2 separate regions of the Homo sapiens genome follow, and region 1 is linked to region 2. A link is an interaction called in ENCODE POLR2A ChIA-PET data of the cell type or tissue named here. Cell type or tissue: CD4-positive, alpha-beta T cell. All regions are shown on one strand. Links, peaks and the distances in the headings refer to the core of each region. The heading gives the core; the rest is flanking DNA.

Evidence for each region. Peaks named below come from ENCODE experiments on the same cell type or tissue, not always from the same donor. Only the 100,000 strongest peaks of a DNase experiment are listed, where the experiment ranks them.
Region 1: POLR2A ChIA-PET joins it to region 2 with 13 read pairs; 10 of 35 experiments call an interaction of 5 or more read pairs at or near these places.

Annotation. Positions count from the first base shown.
Region 1 is chr10:110,889,487-110,897,823 of GRCh38, forward strand. It overlaps PDCD4 (programmed cell death 4), which reads left to right. Exons shown (of 12, transcript NM_014456.5): 7 at 47-144; 8 at 1,070-1,184; 9 at 4,605-4,712; 10 at 4,926-5,036; 11 at 6,462-6,601. Among named protein-coding and RNA genes, the nearest start is that of MIR4680, 4.4 kb to the right of the region's middle. In CD4-positive, alpha-beta T cell, for the core only: CTCF peaks have their summits at 4,301 (motif pointing left) and 4,503; a DNase peak (open chromatin) is centred at 4,275; H3K27ac peaks cover 1 bases.
Region 2 is chr10:110,800,654-110,808,990 of GRCh38, forward strand. The region is part of intron 7 of RBM20 (RNA binding motif protein 20); the gene reads left to right. Among named protein-coding and RNA genes, the nearest start is that of PDCD4-AS1, 66 kb to the right of the region's middle. In CD4-positive, alpha-beta T cell, for the core only: CTCF peaks have their summits at 3,362 (motif pointing right) and 3,573; DNase peaks (open chromatin) are centred at 2,168 and 3,368; H3K27ac peaks cover 2,050 bases.

The DNA of each region.
Region 1 (8,337 bases), core at 283-8,282, 89 kb after region 2:
AGTTATTTAACTTTTTTTATAGCTCTTTTTTTTTTCCTTTTTACAGTTGGTGGGCCAGTTTATTGCTAGAGCTGTTGGAGATGGAATTTTATGTAATACCTATATTGATAGTTACAAAGGAACTGTAGATTGTGTGCAGGCTAGGTAAGTAAATCACTTTTCCTACTTAGAATTTCAAAATAGGGGAAAATTCTACAGGATCCTATTGAAATGACACTTGTGTTAATCAGACACTCTGTACATCTGTTTGTCACTTCTCTATATTCTCCACTGTTAAAATGGAGAGACTATTGGCATGATATACCAGGAAGAGGACAGTACTATAATGGAAAAGTTCTGGAGTTTAGCTAAATCATTAATTACCTTCATGTCAAGCCACTCTTCTTTGGGCCTCAGTTTCTTTATTTATGAAACAAAACCATTGGACAGATCTTTAAGTTCTGTTTTCAGGTTCTAGCATTGTGTAATAGTTTAATATTCTAATAAGATGGATAACCTTAAGAAGAGAGGCCTGATTTATAGTTTTATTTTGTATTTATCTACTGTAGAAATCTTAGTCAGAAAGTATCTTTTTCACTCTTGTGATTTAGTATAATTAATATGATATTTGGTATAACTAAATGTGATATTTGGGAGTTATGCTATTTGATTTTTCTTAACTTCTTGGAGACTTGGACTCAGCCATGTCTTAGTTTTCCTCAGGTCTATATATTAACTTAATTTTCTAGGGCTACTTCACATCATAGTGGAATGGTGTCCCTGGGTAGGAAGGCATGGATCTAGGTGAAAGTTAATTATATGTGAAGTGTTTCTTCTCAGTGTAGATCAGTTATTTTGTAATGTGTTTTGATTTTTCTTGAATGAGAAATGAAATAGAGCATGAGAATATTAACATGAGGATCAACTTCTTTTTGCTCCTTTTTGTTTTGAAAAAGTGTTTTGAATTTTATTTTGCTTTTATGTTATGTGAAAGATTTAGGGCATATAGGATTTTGTCAGCTTTATCCCTAATTTAGTAAACTTTAGGTATGTCCAGCTATCAAACTTAAATTTTTTTCTTTCTCTGTAGAGCTGCTCTGGATAAGGCTACCGTGCTTCTGAGTATGTCTAAAGGTGGAAAGCGTAAAGATAGTGTGTGGGGCTCTGGAGGTGGGCAGCAATCTGTCAATCACCTTGTTAAAGAGGTAATGATTGGGTATTGTTTTTAACTTAATTTATATGTATTCCTCTGAGTGAAATAAATTGTGGCTACTAGCTGGTATTTTTATGGACAAAAATTAAGTTCGGTCTTACAGCTGCAATTGGAAAATGAAATAATTTTTTTAATATGTGGCTTTATAACCTTTTATTATAAATTATATGATTAAAAAATGAGTCTGTTAAAATGGCTTTCATGAATAATTATAAGCAAGCCATCTATGAACTTCAAAGGAATGCCTGAAATCTTTTTCTTATAGTATTATTTAATAATTTTCAAATGCTGTTGAAATGAGATTTTCTGTGTTTTAGCTATTCAATAAATACGCTTTTATATGAGCAATTTAAAACTAGATAGTCTTAAATAATGAGTTATGAATTATGAGCACTAGAGCAGATCAGAGTGTTAGATTTTTGTGAGGACATTCACTACCCATATGCATGTTTTAAAAGAAAATTGATTGTAATCCCAGCACTTTGAGAGGCTGAGGCGGGTGGATTGCTTGAGGCCAGGAGTTTGAGACCAGCCTGGTCAACATGGTGAAACCCCGTTTCTACTAAAAATACATAATAATTAGCCAGGCATGGTGGTGCGCACCTGTAATCCCAGCTACTCGGGAGGCTGAGGCACCAGTATTGCTTGAACCCAGGAGGAGGAGGTTGCAGTGAGCTGAGATCACACCACTGCACTCCAGCATGGGTGACAGAGCAAGACTCTGTCTCAAAAAAAAAAAAAAAAAAAAGCGATTTATTGCATTAAAATGCCAGATTTATTCCCTATGGATTTTTTTTTTTTCTGGCTGCAATGTGGTGTCCTATAACAAGAAACCAAAAAACAGAAAAAACTCCTTATCTGCAGATCTCTTTAAGAAAAGGCATGCAACTAGAAGATTTGTAGTTCATGTGCTTCTGATTTTTGAGTATAATCTTTTCATGTAACTACAATTTTGATTTTTAGTAAGTCTTTTAATGAGGTGTGTGTGTGTGTTTGTGTATGTGTATCTAGCTTAAGTGTTAAGGAGTTCAAATTGTAGTTAGAGCCTTGACTGTTTTTGCTTTTATATATGTTAAAATAGATGAGTCAGTGTTTGTAATGTCGTGATTGCAGTATCTGTTTTTTAAAAATTAAACAATTATTAGAAAAATTGAGGTATAAAAATAGTCAAGATGCCAGGGCAATTAGGCAGGAAAGATAAAAGGCATCCAGATTGGAAAGGAGGAGATAAAACTAGTTGTATTCCCAGATAACATGATCTGTATACAGAAAATTTGAATGAATCCACATTTTTTAACTCCCCAAAACTGAAACCAAACTATTAACTAAAAAATGAGTTCAGAAAGGTTGCAAGATAAAAGATCAGTACACAAAATTCAATTCTCTATACAGTAGAAATGAATGATCTGAAATGCAATTATTGCATTTGTGATAGCATCAAAAATAAAATACTTAGGAATAAATTTAACAAGACAAATGCAAGTCTTGTACACTGAAAACTGCAAAACAGGTTGAAAGAAATTAAGGAAGACCTAAATAAATAGAATGATATCCCATGGTTATGGATGAGGATACTTAATATTGTTAAGATGGTAATACTCTCCAAAATTAATATTTTTGGAAACTGGACAAGCTGTTTTATGGTGTGTGAATTCTCTCTCAATAAAGAAAATTGACAAGATAAAAATGGAAATAAAACTGCCAGTATATGAGTTTGAGGTTGACATTATTTGGATATTTGCTTACATGGAAGGGTTGGATCAAAGAAGACTTTTAGAAATGTATAAATGTATTTGTAATTTATCATTCTCAGAAGTGCATGGAATTTGATGGGGGATATTTTTAATACTTCTAAAGTTATGTAACAAATGTTAAAAGTAAGTAATATAATTTGAATAACAAGTACAGTCACGTGCCACATTATGATGTTTTGGTCAGTGATGGACTGTGTGGGATGGTGGTGGTCCCATAAGGTTATAACGGAGCTGAAAAATTCCTATCGTTGAGTGATATGGAGGCAGTTGTAATGTTGTAGCACAGTTACTTTATTTTTTCATAAATTTAATGTAGCCTAAGTATACAGTGTTTATAAAGTGCATAGCCAGTGTATGGGTAATGTCTTAGGCCTTTACATTCACTAACCACTCACTCATTGAATCACCCAGAGTAACTTCCATCCTGAAAGCTCTATTCATATTGAGTGCTCTATACAGGTGTATCATTTTAAAAATCATTTACACTGTTTTTTATTGTACCTTTTCTATGTTTAGATACACAAATACCATTGTGTTCCAATTGCCTATATTATTCAATATAGTGACCTGCTGTACAGATTTGTAGCCTAGGAGCAATAGGCTATACCATATAGCACTGGTGTGTAGTAGGCTATACCATCTAGGTTTTTGTGAGTATACTCTATGATGTTTGCACCATGACAGAGTCATCTAACACACTTTTCAGAATGTATCCCTGTTAAACGATGCATGACTATGCATTAGTTTGTAATTGTAAAAATACTCAAATGCTATGCTTTAAATATTTACTTACATGTAAATATTTAAATACATATTTACTTACATGTAAATATTATATCCTAAAGCATGACAGCAATTAAATTTTACTTTACCTTTTATGAAAATATCTTATAGAAGTTGGAAGGATACTTAAATATGATTTTTTAAATTCAGTCAGCCAACATTCAACATTCAGGCAACTAGATATGTGCCCACCAAATACAAAGGGGATTTTAACAAATAACATATAGGGAAAAATATTCCTAGTTGAAACTCTTGTGCTGAAAAAGTTCTCCCACTTTTTTGAGATGTTCAAGTTTGAGCGGGAAAATCAAGACTTGTCTCTTTAGCTACAGCTGGAAACTGAATTATTGAACATTTTAGATAATGAGTTTCAAATTCTCAGTTGTAGAGAAAAGAGAAACTATGTGGAAATCTTTGCCCTCTCTAGTAATGCCCCATTATCATCTCTCATTTTTTGGCTCTCAGTGCACTATTAAGAGCGTCTTGATAGAAGTGAAATATTTTGTGCCACTTTATGTTGAAACTTTGTTAGTGCCCTCTAGTGGTATTTAAAATCCCTTATTTTTAGTGGCACACTAGAGCATTATGGTCACAACCCAGGACGCATGCATTATAAACCTATTCGTAGTTCTCAGTGATTCAGACACACTGAAGCATTGCATTTGAATCATAATTATGAACCATTTAAAAATTGGGGATTTATTTTTTAATTATGAAAAATTCTGTTGTAATAGTACCACATCCAATGTATATGTTATTAGCTGTTTGTTACCCACTATTTCATTATATTGGAATGAGGGCAAATAATCCTGTAGGCAAGCACGATATTTTAAAAGTTAGGAATTCTGACACATCTCAACTTTTAAATCTAATAGATTGATATGCTGCTGAAAGAATATTTACTCTCTGGAGACATATCTGAAGCTGAACATTGCCTTAAGGAACTGGAAGTACCTCATTTTCACCATGAGCTTGTATATGAAGTAAGATTACCTTGCCATGTCAAAGATAATTATTAAGTGTTCCTTTTTGTACTGTAGCGACTTATGCTTTTTAAATAATGTACATCCTTTTTTTAATATCAAAGGAGGAAGTGGTTATTAAATTTCTACGATTACAGAAGGCATCTAGGTGCATTTTAGGAGCAGTTTCATATATGAATTAACCAAAAATTCACTCATTGATTCAATTTTTAGGCTATTATAATGGTTTTAGAGTCAACTGGAGAAAGTACATTTAAGATGATTTTGGATTTATTAAAGTCCCTTTGGAAGTCTTCTACCATTACTGTAGACCAAATGAAAAGAGTAAGTATAACATTGTTTTTGAACAACTTGTAGGATTATGTCTTAAATATATGATTGAATACAGATTATGAATTGTCAGTGAAATTTTCTTTAGGTATGTTTAGTGTTAATATGCCTATATGTTTTGTTTTTTCTTAATGGTAATGTTTGAGGTTTGAACCTTTTGCAACCATTTTTTGGAAAGTAACACTGCAGTGTTTTTTTTTTTTTTTTTACCTACTTTAACAAATGTAATTATGTATTCTACCTCAAGGGTTCGGTTTCTAAGATGTGACAATTTCTATTTTATATCTAGAGAGAAACATGAACCTTTAACTTTTAACAAATTATAAAGTACTTTTTTCCTATTAAAAATTTTATGATTATTGTTTTAAATGTTTGTGAGGTTTTTGTTTGCCTTGTATTTTTTTAAAAAGGTAGTAAGTGTAAATAGAGAAGTAGATGGGAAAGGAGTTTGCCCAATGTCTGATGTCTGCTTACAGCTCTTTTAAGAGAACAGTATTTAAAAAAAATTTTTTAGCTATGTAACCAGTTTTACTTATTTTTTTATTTATATTTTTAATTTTAGATATCAGAGGGGTATATGTACAGGTTTGTTAGATGGGTGTTTTGTGTGATGCTGAGGTTTGGGCTTCTAATTAATGATCCTGTCCCTCAGGTAGTAAATATAGTACCTGATAGGTAATTTTTCAACTCTTGTCCTCTTTCCTACCTCCCCACTTTTGAAATTCCCAATGTTTATTGTTCCCATCTTCATGTCTGTGTGTACCCAATGTTTAGCTCTCACTTACAAGTGAGACCATGCATTATTTGGTTTTATGTTTGTGATAATTTTCTTAGGATAATGGCCTCCAGCTGCATCCACGTTGCTGCAAAGGACATGATTTTGTTCTTTTTTATGGCTATGTAGCATTCCATGGGCGTATATGTACCACATTTTCTTTGTCTAATCCACCATTGATGGGCACTTGGATTGATGCCATGTCTTTGCTGTTGTGAATAGTACCCGATAAATATACAAATGCAGGTGTCATTTTGGTAGAATGATTTATTTTCCTTTGGGTATACACCCAGTAATGGGATTGTCGGGTTGAACGGTAATTCTATGTTGAGTTCTTTGAGAAATCTCCGAACCACTTTCTACAGGGGCTGAACTAATTTGCATTCCCACCAACAGCGTATAAACCTTCCCTTTTCTCCTCAACCTTGCCAATGTCTGTTATTTCCTGACTCTAATAAAAGAGAACAGTTGTAAAACACTGTAACAAATCTACTTTCTGTGCTTCTCACGATTCAAATCTGACTTCAGTTTAACCATTTGAATATTTGGCCTTAAATACAAATTGATGACATAGTGATGGATTGTGTTTTATGACATTTATTTTATATGGGCTAACAATTCTGCATGTAATTTCATTGTTGTAGGGTTATGAGAGAATTTACAATGAAATTCCGGACATTAATCTGGATGTCCCACATTCATACTCTGTGCTGGAGCGGTTTGTAGAAGAATGTTTTCAGGCTGGAATAATTTCCAAACAACTCAGAGATCTTTGTCCTTCAAGGTACTTTATTTAAATACTACTTTCTCAATGTAAAATAGTGGATGAGATCTTTGGGAAGGTTAACTGCTAAGTTAGTTTATCGTTCCCTGAAGTCACTGAAGAACGTGACTCTTGTGAGTTCATGGAGAAAGAAGGGCGAAGCTTGTTTTAGCCCCCTTGTAAATCTGTACAGGACTGCCTCATGAAGTCCTAGTTTATTTGAAAGAAACTAATCTTGTGGAGCAGGTCCTTTGTTGTAAGTAGTTTCAGTGTTTAGAGTAGGTATTATCAGTGATAAGATGAGAAAATTGAGGCTTAGGGAGGTATAATGTACTTTTTCTAAGGTCACATGGCTAGTACATGGTAGAAGCCAAGTATGAATTCAGGACTTTTCTGGCTTCAAAGATCTAGGCTCTTACCTGTACTGGATGTGGCTTCCTTGACTTCTTTACAGGTTGGAGAATTAGGGCTAATTGGATGTTCTCACTAGAAAGTGTGTGTGTTGGGGGGTGTGTGGAGGATGTTCTCACTGGAAAGTGTATGTGTGTGGGTGATTTTCCTTGGAGCTATTAATATTTTTGCTACTAGTTGGTAAGTTTTTTTGTTGTTGTTAAAGCTAATAATGAAGCTTATAATGTAATAATATAAATGTTTAGTAATAGCTAAACTTTTTGCTTGTGTGGGTCAGTTTTATATAATCTTAAGTTCTTATAATTTTTTATCTGGAAAATTTCTTAAGCTTTGATATTTTTAAGTGCATTGTAAGAATTAAAAGTCAGAAAAATATTTCCTGGTAGGGGCCTTTGCTTTAGAATTTTAGAAGCCATTAAAAGAGAGGGAAAAGAAAGTGATGAAAGATAGTTTAATAGCTTTACTAGAAATGTTTGGAAATACAGACGTTAGCTTGGTGATGGCAGGATTTATGTATGGATGTGCCAAGTGATATACATCAGTAAAAACTCTGAACTTTGGCCTTCTTATTATTGACTGCTTTTTCATTCCCTACCTTGGTCTCATACAGTCTGAAGCCTTTATGTTCAAGATGATGTAGCTGTTTTCCACTTAGACTTAATATGAAAAGGGGCCAGTACCCTGGCATTGGCTTTTTGAAAGTTTTTCAGCCTCTGTTTGAAAGTCTGATTGTTTCTGTGTGGCTTTATTCTCAAGGGTCACATGAGGCAATAAACTTTCTGTGTATACATACCATACAGCTTTGACTTGGGTCCTTCATCTTTTAGCCTATTTGGGTAAGGTGCACATTTGTGTGTGGTTTTGCATGCTTGTGCCTATTGGCCTGGGGTCAGAGAGTAAGGGCTAATGTTGCCTAAGTTCTATTTCCCACTTACTGCTTTAGGCCACTGGCCAGCTGTTCCTTCTGGGCTATTGCCACTACATGTAGGTAAGAGTGTGGTTACATTATAGAGCAGGGCTTCTTGAGTTTGACAAAGCACGAATCCCAAAATGGGGCATAGGCTGTAATTCTGATTTTTTTCCACATTCAAGTTATGGCTTTTCTACAGTTGATAAAACATTTTTTTTTAAATTGCCAAACATGGATATTTTGATAGGTTGCACAGCTCCAGTTTGCATAATTCTGAATTATGTTAGTGTTTCCTATTTGGCTTACTGTTAAGCTTACAAATAATAATTAGAAATTAATTAGAAATAATTTTAAATTTCTAAATAAAATGTTTTAGTTTGAGTCAACTTTTTTTAATGTGACTCTGTTTGGATAGTGAACTTATTAAAACAAAAAC
Region 2 (8,337 bases), core at 80-8,079:
CCCCTCCCTCTCTACTCTCCTGACTTCAATGATAATCATATCTGTGCTTTTCCTTATAGTTCTATCACCTGTATATGCCTCCCTAAACATTATGGTTTAGTTTTGCCTGTTTTTGAACTTTATATAAATGGAATTATGCTGTGTTCTTACAGATCTTGCTTCTTTCATTCAACATGATGCCATCCATGTTGTTGGGCATGTCTATTTATTTTCATTGTTATATACATTTCCATTGTATGGCTATACAGTTTATCCATTCTACTGTTGATGGACATTTGAGTTGTTTTAGGGACAAGGCTAATCTGAACCTTCTCAAACATGTCATCCTGGTATATATGCACTTGAGCATATAACTAGAGGTACATACATAACTAAGATTGAGATAGCTGCATCATAAGGCATGCTTACCTCAACTTTCCTAGATGATAGCAAGCTCTTTCCAAAATTAGTTGTCTCAAATTTATACTCCTACTAGTAGTGTATTAGAGTTTTCGGCCGGGCGTGGTGGCTCACCCCTGTAATCCCAGCACTTTGGGAGACCAAGGTGGGTGGATCACGAGGTCAGGGGTTCAAGAGCAGCCTGGCCAACATGGTGAAACCCCGTCTCTACTAAAAATACAAAAATTAGCCAGGCGTGGTGGCAGGCGCCTGTAATCTCAGCTACTCGGGAGGCTGAGGCAGGAGAATCGCTTTAACCTGGGAGGCAGAGGTTGCAGTGAGCCAAGATTGTGCCACTGCACTCTAGCCTGGGCAACAAAAGTGAAACTCCGTCTCAAAAAAAAAAAAAAAGTTTTCAATGGTCCACATTCTTGCTAACACATTGTCTTGTCCAACTTTTAAATTTTTGCCTGTCGTGGGAGAGTATCATGGTTTATCACAGTTTTGTTTTGTTTTGTTTTTGAGACGGAGTCTTGCTCTGTCACCAGGCTGGAGCGCAGTGGTGCAATTTTGGCTCACTGCAATCTCCACCTCCCAGGTTCAAGCAATTCTCCTTCCCCACCTCCCGAGTAGCTGGGACTACAGGCACACACCACCATGCCTGGCTACTTTTTTTTTTTTTTTTTTTGTATTTTAATAGAGACAGGGTTTCGCCATATTGGCCAGGATGGTCTCAATATCCTGACCTTATGATCTGCCCGCCTCAGCCTCCCAAAGTGCTGGGATTACAAGCGTGAACCACCGTGCCTGGCCAGTTTATCACAGTTTTATATTTTATTCCCCTAATTGCGCATGGAGATTGAGCACTTTTTCATCTGTTTGTTGGCTGTTCCATCTGGATCTTCTCTGATGGGCTGTTTCTTTTCAGGTCATCTGCCCATGCTTTTCTTTTGCATTGTGTCTTCTTATTGGTTTGCAGGAGTTCTCTTAACTGGAGCACGTAGTCTATTTGGATTTCTTGTAATTAATGCTGTATTAGTGTTTGAATCTACCCTCTTATTTTGTGCTTTCTACTGTTCCATTTAATAGGGATTTTCCCGTTCACTTTAGCTCATTCCACATTGACTTAGGGTCCATTTTGTCTAAGACCCACAGGCCTTAATCCACCTTCAAGGTTGAAGTTAGAAGACAAAGGCTTAGTGGATGTTTCTGGCTAGGACTGGCATTCTGACAAGTCTCCATATGTAGATGGGCACTGTGTCAACCAGCTTCCAGAGTCCTGAATCTGCTTTGCTTGCATCATTGCCTCTGAAATTCCTTTACTAACAGTTCTCCTTCAGGCAGAACCTGGCTTTTTTTTTTTTTTTTTTCCTAATAAAAGTATATTGCTTCTTTCAGACAAGTAAGCATCCCACCCCATTCTATATCCAACCAAAGTTCCTGGTCTCCTGGATTCTTCCCTGGGGGCTGGAATTGAATTTCTACACTAAGTTCCCAGTAGAGCTTTGGTCTCCAAATGAGATGTTGTCATAAGTTTCTAATTAGGATTAACGGCAGTAATTGGCTTCTTAAATTAAAGTACCAAAGCATAGCAATACCTTCCTGAGGGAGATAGTTTGGGGTGGTGCAAAAAACATGGGTTAAAGAGGTCAGATGGTCGAGTTTTGCTTTCAGCAAATGTGCACTGAGTGCTCACCGTGGGTGGAACTGGGCCAGGTGCCATGGAGGGAGAAGTAGCAAGCTGGCGAGGAGCTCAGTCTGGTGGGAGAAAAAGCAAATAAACAAAGAACCACTGACAACCATGTGACCTATCCTAGATTGGAAGATGGTGATGTCAGCCTGGGCTCTACCGCTTCCTGCTTTAGTGAGCTTAGAAAAGTTGCTTAACCTCTGTGAACCTCAGTTTACAGATCAGGAAAGGACTATACTTTGAGTTATTTGGCTTTAAGTATTTTTTTTCATACATTATCTTTTCAGTCTCGTAATCACTGTACCCTGTGAAGTGTGTAGGGTGTATAATAGCAGTAATTATAAGAGTACAACAATAACAATAATGTATACCTTTAATTGAGTCCCGGTACTCTGGGGCAAAGAAGTTTACATACATTATTTAATCCTGACATCAGTCCTGTTAGACAGGTATTATTATCTCAGTTTTACAGATGAGGAATCTGAAGCTAATAGAAATTCAGGAACTTGCCCAGGATTGTACTTAGCTACTGGAAGAGCTATGATTAAAACTTAGTGCTGTTTTGGTTTTGCACTAAAGCTGCATTGTTATAGTGTGTTATCATGATCTCTGTTGTCTATGTGAAAAAAACCTGAGAAATCAGGTAATTTGCTTATAGTCACCCAGCCAAGAAGCCGCAGAGATAGTATTCTAACAGAGCTTCTCAAGCTTCAGTGTGCATACAGATCACTTGGTGATGTTGTGAAAACTCACTTTGATTCAGCATATCTAGGGTAGTGCTGTTATTGCGTATTTCTAACGAGGTCCCAGGAGATGCTGCTGCTGGTGGTCCTCGGAGAACACTTTGAATAGAAAGGGCGCAGAACACATTATTTTCTGATCTTTAGCAGGGCTTTTCTGCTCCCCAAGCTGCCATATTCCCTCTTAAGGCATTGTGAAGGTCGCATGGAATAACAGATGTGAAAACAACTTAATGTATGTCTCAACTACATAGTAATGCATGCTTTATGGTCCCTATGTTGATATGAATCAGCTGCCACTCTGTCTGCACGTAACAGAAATTCATCTCCATTAAGCCTGTTGGCTTAAGCAAAAAAAAAAAAAAAAAAAAAAAAAAAGAATTTATGGATGCATGTAAATGAAACGTCCAGGAGTAGATCTGGCTGCAGGTGCGGCTGGATTCAGGACCCAGAGACCCTCATTAGGACTTGGTTTCTCTCCACGCTGCCTTCTGCTCTTTTGGCTTTGTTTACTGGGGGCTCCCTGGGATGGGCCGTAGCAGCCCAGGCTCTCTCCTCTAGGTGGCATGATGGCTACAGTGACCTCAGCAGCTCTTTCTCCCCCTTCCCTTTCCTTCAACAAGAGAAAGCCAGAGTTTTTTCCTAGAAGCTCCCACAAAAGTCCTGAGACTTTTGAGAGAGAGTCGCTCTGACTGGACTAGCTTAGCACAGGTGCACATTCCTGAATTGATCTCTGGCCAGGGCTAGGCCATGCTGTGATTGGCTGGACCTGTGTCATCTGCTACATCCTCAGAGCTGGGACAGAGACCCACCTAGAGCTCTGGAGCAAGATGAGGGAGGAACAGCTGCTATCAGGAGGAGGGAGAGTGGCTACCGGGAAGGTAGAGGGCAAACACTGTATCCATGTGTGTCTCTGGGCCAAAGGGGCTGCATATGAGGTCCCACCAGGGTTTGCAGAGGTGGGGAGAAATTCTGATTGCTCTTTCTCCTCTAACTTTATCTTTTGCTCACCAGGTAAAGTATAGGGAGAGAAGGGAGAGATTTTAAGGTATTTTTCATTTCCTCTCTTGAATATTTCTTCATGCACATATCTTATCTCCCCATATACTTCCTGTGGCAAGGGAGTTCCTCAGCTTATTTGAGGCAGAACCTTTCACATGATAGATGTTTAATAAATATGCAAAATGAATAAGAAAGAGAAAATCTGAAGGAACAACAAAAAGTGAGTAGCCTTCTTCCTGCAGACCTGGACAAGATGATTGGAATATATTCTGGGTTGTTCTATGGAAACTTCGTCAATAAGTATGGAATCATAATCTCTCTGATGCAGAAGTGAACTTGGAATAATTTAAACCAGTGTCTCCCAGTCACTTCATCAGAGGGTCATCAGGGGATTTTTTGTGGGGGGAGTCCTCTTGCCCAGAGATTCTCTTCAATAGGCTTCGGGTGGGAATGAGACTCCCAGGTGCTTTTGAGGGCAGAGGGTCTGGTTTCAGAGCCATTGGTCTTGCCAGCCTCCTCGCTACAGAGAGGGCTTCTGGCCCTGGGAAGCAGTCTTGTGAATGGTCCATGGTGCTCTCAGTTGGGAAGATGATTGAGAGTCTTCTCTATGTGCTGATAGTTACAAAGCAATACAAGACATGGTTCTCAGTTGGGAAGAGTTCACTCTCCAACTGGGAGACAAATTATTCTTGTGCAAAATTACACAAGATTTAAACATGAGTGCATAAGTACAGGAGCTACCAGAAGTTCCATGGCAAAAGGCAGTGTGACTGAGGGGTGTGAAAAAGGGAAGAGATTCCTAAACAAGGCCTTGAAGAAGGGGAGAATTAGCTAAAGAGAGACAGAGCTTCCAGGCAGGAGTCGGGTGAGTGATGATGTCGAGCCTAGAAAGCCTGGTAATGTTGAAACAGTCAGGGCTGCCTTGACAGGATCTGGCTCAGATGAGTTCTGGGCTCATCTAGAAGGTTTCAGTGTCTTCCCAGGACTCTTGAAGTGTGTAAAACAGGTGTGGAGTTGTCAGAGGGCATGAAACTTTCCAGCAGCTCCCTTCATGTTGGCCAAGCACTCTGTGACTTTTACGGGTGTAGCCTGCCATGCCCTGAGGCTTTTGGTGGATGCCAGATGGGCCTCATTAACCCACCTTCACTGGTGGAGAAAGTGAGTTTCCCATCGGCAATAAGCCTTGACCCAGGGTGACCTAGCCAGGTGCGGGCAGGGCTGGGGCTGCTCTTCCTGGGTTGAGATTCCTAGTGGTGGTGCCTCCCTCTTAATATGCCAGCACTTTTCTAGGACTGCATGGGGCTTGGAATCTCACCCTTGTCTTAAAAGCAGCAAGATGTGTTAACTCTGAGCACTGTAGTTGGTCCCTTGTGGGGCTGTTGAGCGGAATCATTGTCATCACAGAATGGATGTAAAGATAACAATGTCTGACGTTTGCTTCAAAATAATATAGGGGGTGGGGAAGGAGGGTGGTGAGTACAGATGTGTATTAGTCCGTTCTCACACTGCTTTAAAGAACTGCCTGAGGCCAGGCCGTGGTGGCTCACGCCTGTAATCCCAGCACTTTGGGAGGCCGAGGTGGGCGGATCACTTGAGGTCAGGGGTTCAAGAGCAGCCTGACCAACATGGTGAAACCTAAACTAAAAATACAAAAATTAGCCAGGTGTGGTGGCGGGCACCTGTAATCCCAGATGCTTGGGAAGCTGAGGCAGGAGAATCGCTTGAACCCAGAAGGCAGAGGTTGCAGTGAGCCAAGGTCGCACCACTGCACTCCAGCCTGGGACACAGTGTGAGACTCCGTCTCAAAAAAAAAAAAAAGAACTACCTGAAACTGGGTAATTTATAAAGAAAAGAGCTTTAATTGGCTCATGGTTCCACAGGCTGCATAGGAAACATGGCTGTGGAGGCCTCAGAAAACTTACAGTCGTGGCAGAAGGCAAAGGGGAAGCAGACATGTCTTTCATGGCCAGAGCAGGAGTTAGAGTGGGAGCAGGGAGGTGCTACACACTTTTAAACAGCCAGATCTCGTGAGAACTCTGTCACGAGAGTAGTACTGGGGGATGGTGCTAAACCATTAAAAACCACCCACATGATCCAGTCACCTCCCACCAGGCCCCACCTTCAACATCTGGGATTACAATTGAACATGAGATTTGGGTGGGGACACAGAACCAAACCATATCAAAATGCAACAAGATTAGTCATCATTGTTGGCTGAAGATGGGTAATGGATTCTTCGGGGTTCAGTAAACCATTCTCTCTACTTTTGTGTATGTTTGAAATTTTCTACAATGAAAAGGTAACCAAAATTTTATCATAGACCTACTCTTTTCTCTCCCATTTCAATTTTTCTGGGGTGATTACAGCTTTGTTTCACCTGCCTTCTTTATGCCTTTACCCACAGAATACAGAAGCTGGCCAAAGAGGAAGGTGGAGAGAATTTTCTTAGGGCTTTCCGAAGTCAATTCTCTTATTTGAAAATCTTTGGCTACTTCTGTCCCCTTTTCAGATGGCAGCTGGCAGCTGGTCCAGAGAGCACCAAACAATTTGCAATTACCACCTAAAATAGCAGAACTGATGCTCTGATCCTCAGGAGGGATCACAATACCTGTGACCACTAGCCCCAGCGTGCAGTATTTGCAGATTCATATTCATTCTCTGCAGCCACATCCTTCCATCTCTCCAGCCATGCATCTTGGGATTAGTGTTAGGGAGCACCTGCTCCATGCCAGGCTCTGTGCTGGTGCTGGCTGTGTGAAGATTATCAGCCCAGGGGCCCCCTCACTGGGGACCTGGGATCCGGATAGAAGTAACTCCAGGAGGTATGGGCTGAAAGTGACCCCAGGAGGAGGTTCTGTGGTTAAGAAAATAAGGGGCAGAGGAATGTTTAAGCCAAGGAGAGGCTCTTCTAAGCTCACTCTAACTGCACCTCTTTGACCCCTGGGAAACTGCATGGGCCACTAGAGGATGTTTTCATCTGCAGTGTCTGATCAGCCCGCTCTGCCCCTCACTGGGGGCACCCCTGAGGGGAAGGGCCTGGGGGTGCCATCTGTGATAACCAACGTGCAGAAGGGACCAAGAGCTCGTGGAATGCCTCTGGCCCTGACATTGGCCTGACCTGCTCCTGCCCCCATGCACCTGAGCCCTACCCTCATAGTCACTCTGCCATGGGTAATCTGCAAAACCTCAGCCGCTCCCTGCCAAGACCATCCTCCTCCCACGTCGGTCTTTCCTGGATCTGGGCTGGAAGGAATAACCAGGAGGATATGAAGTTCCAGAAGAGCAGAAGAAAACTGGAACCTTGGGGACTCTTTTTACAACAGAAAGCTCCCCATCCAACTCCCATGGGGAATTTTATGTTCTGAAGAATTGCCATATACATTTATGCCAGTCTGGGGGCACATTCTTTAGCCTTTGTCTATTCTAGCTTGGCAGTGCAAGCCACAGATTTGGGAGGGACCCGGGGTGTGGCTTCCCGGCGATGGCAGATCTCATGTCATGGTCTTGGTCCTGATGGTTCCCACCAGCTTTCCCAAGCTCTGCTGCTCCCCTGGTGCCTGTGTGAAGGCAGTGCTGTGACAGGTCCTTTCAGGGACCAGCCATCCCAGCTGGCTTTCCCTTGATGATACAGTAGCCGGAGTTCATTGTGTGGCCCAAGGTGGGCAGGCAGGAAGAAGACCTGCTTGGTGGGATCCACATCAAGTGCAGTCAGCTCCAAGTGAGCCTCTTCTTCTACCCCAAGTGACAACCGACCCTGGCTGAAGGACCAGTGGTCTCTAGCCACACGGTGGGGTGGGAGGAGACATCCTGGGCAGCAGCTTTCTTCTTGGCCGACACCAACAGGCTTGGCTTCTATCCTTGTTTGGCCTTGGTCTGAACAAGGTCCAGTTTAAGTGGCTGAGGTGCTGGAGGCCAGTGCAAGTCTTGGGTGATCTGGTAATTTGTAGGTGGCACTTTCATGGGCTTTACAGAGGGTTGATCTCTACAGCTCCAGTTTGACATAAGGGACCATTTGCCAAAGTTGTGGTGCCTTTTCTTGTGGACATCCTGCCCAGTGCTGAGTTCCTGGGCCTTTTCTTGAATGGGGGATTGGCTGACTTCTAAAACCTCTGACTTATTCACAAGCACAGTTGAAGGAGTCACTGCCTTCTCTTTGACTTTCTTTCATTTTGCATCTCCATATGACAAGAGGTGAGGTCCCTCCCTCACTTGAACATTTTATATCTCTTTTCTGTGTCCTGACCTCTCTCCCTGAAACTGCAGGCAGCTCCTCCTTCATTCTCACCTTTACTCTGTGTTTTTCCCAGCCCAACCCTCTATCTCAACAATAACAGATAATCAGCCACGCCACTCAGAGCACTCATACCATGCTAGGCCAGCTAGATCACATCTCTGGACCTGAGATTCCCATCTGTCAAATGAGATACGTGATGCTTTTTAACATTTGTATGGCTCTTATTGCATGATTTAGCTGGGCGTGGTGGTTCATGCCTGTAATCCCTGCACTTTGAGAGGCCAAGGCAGGAG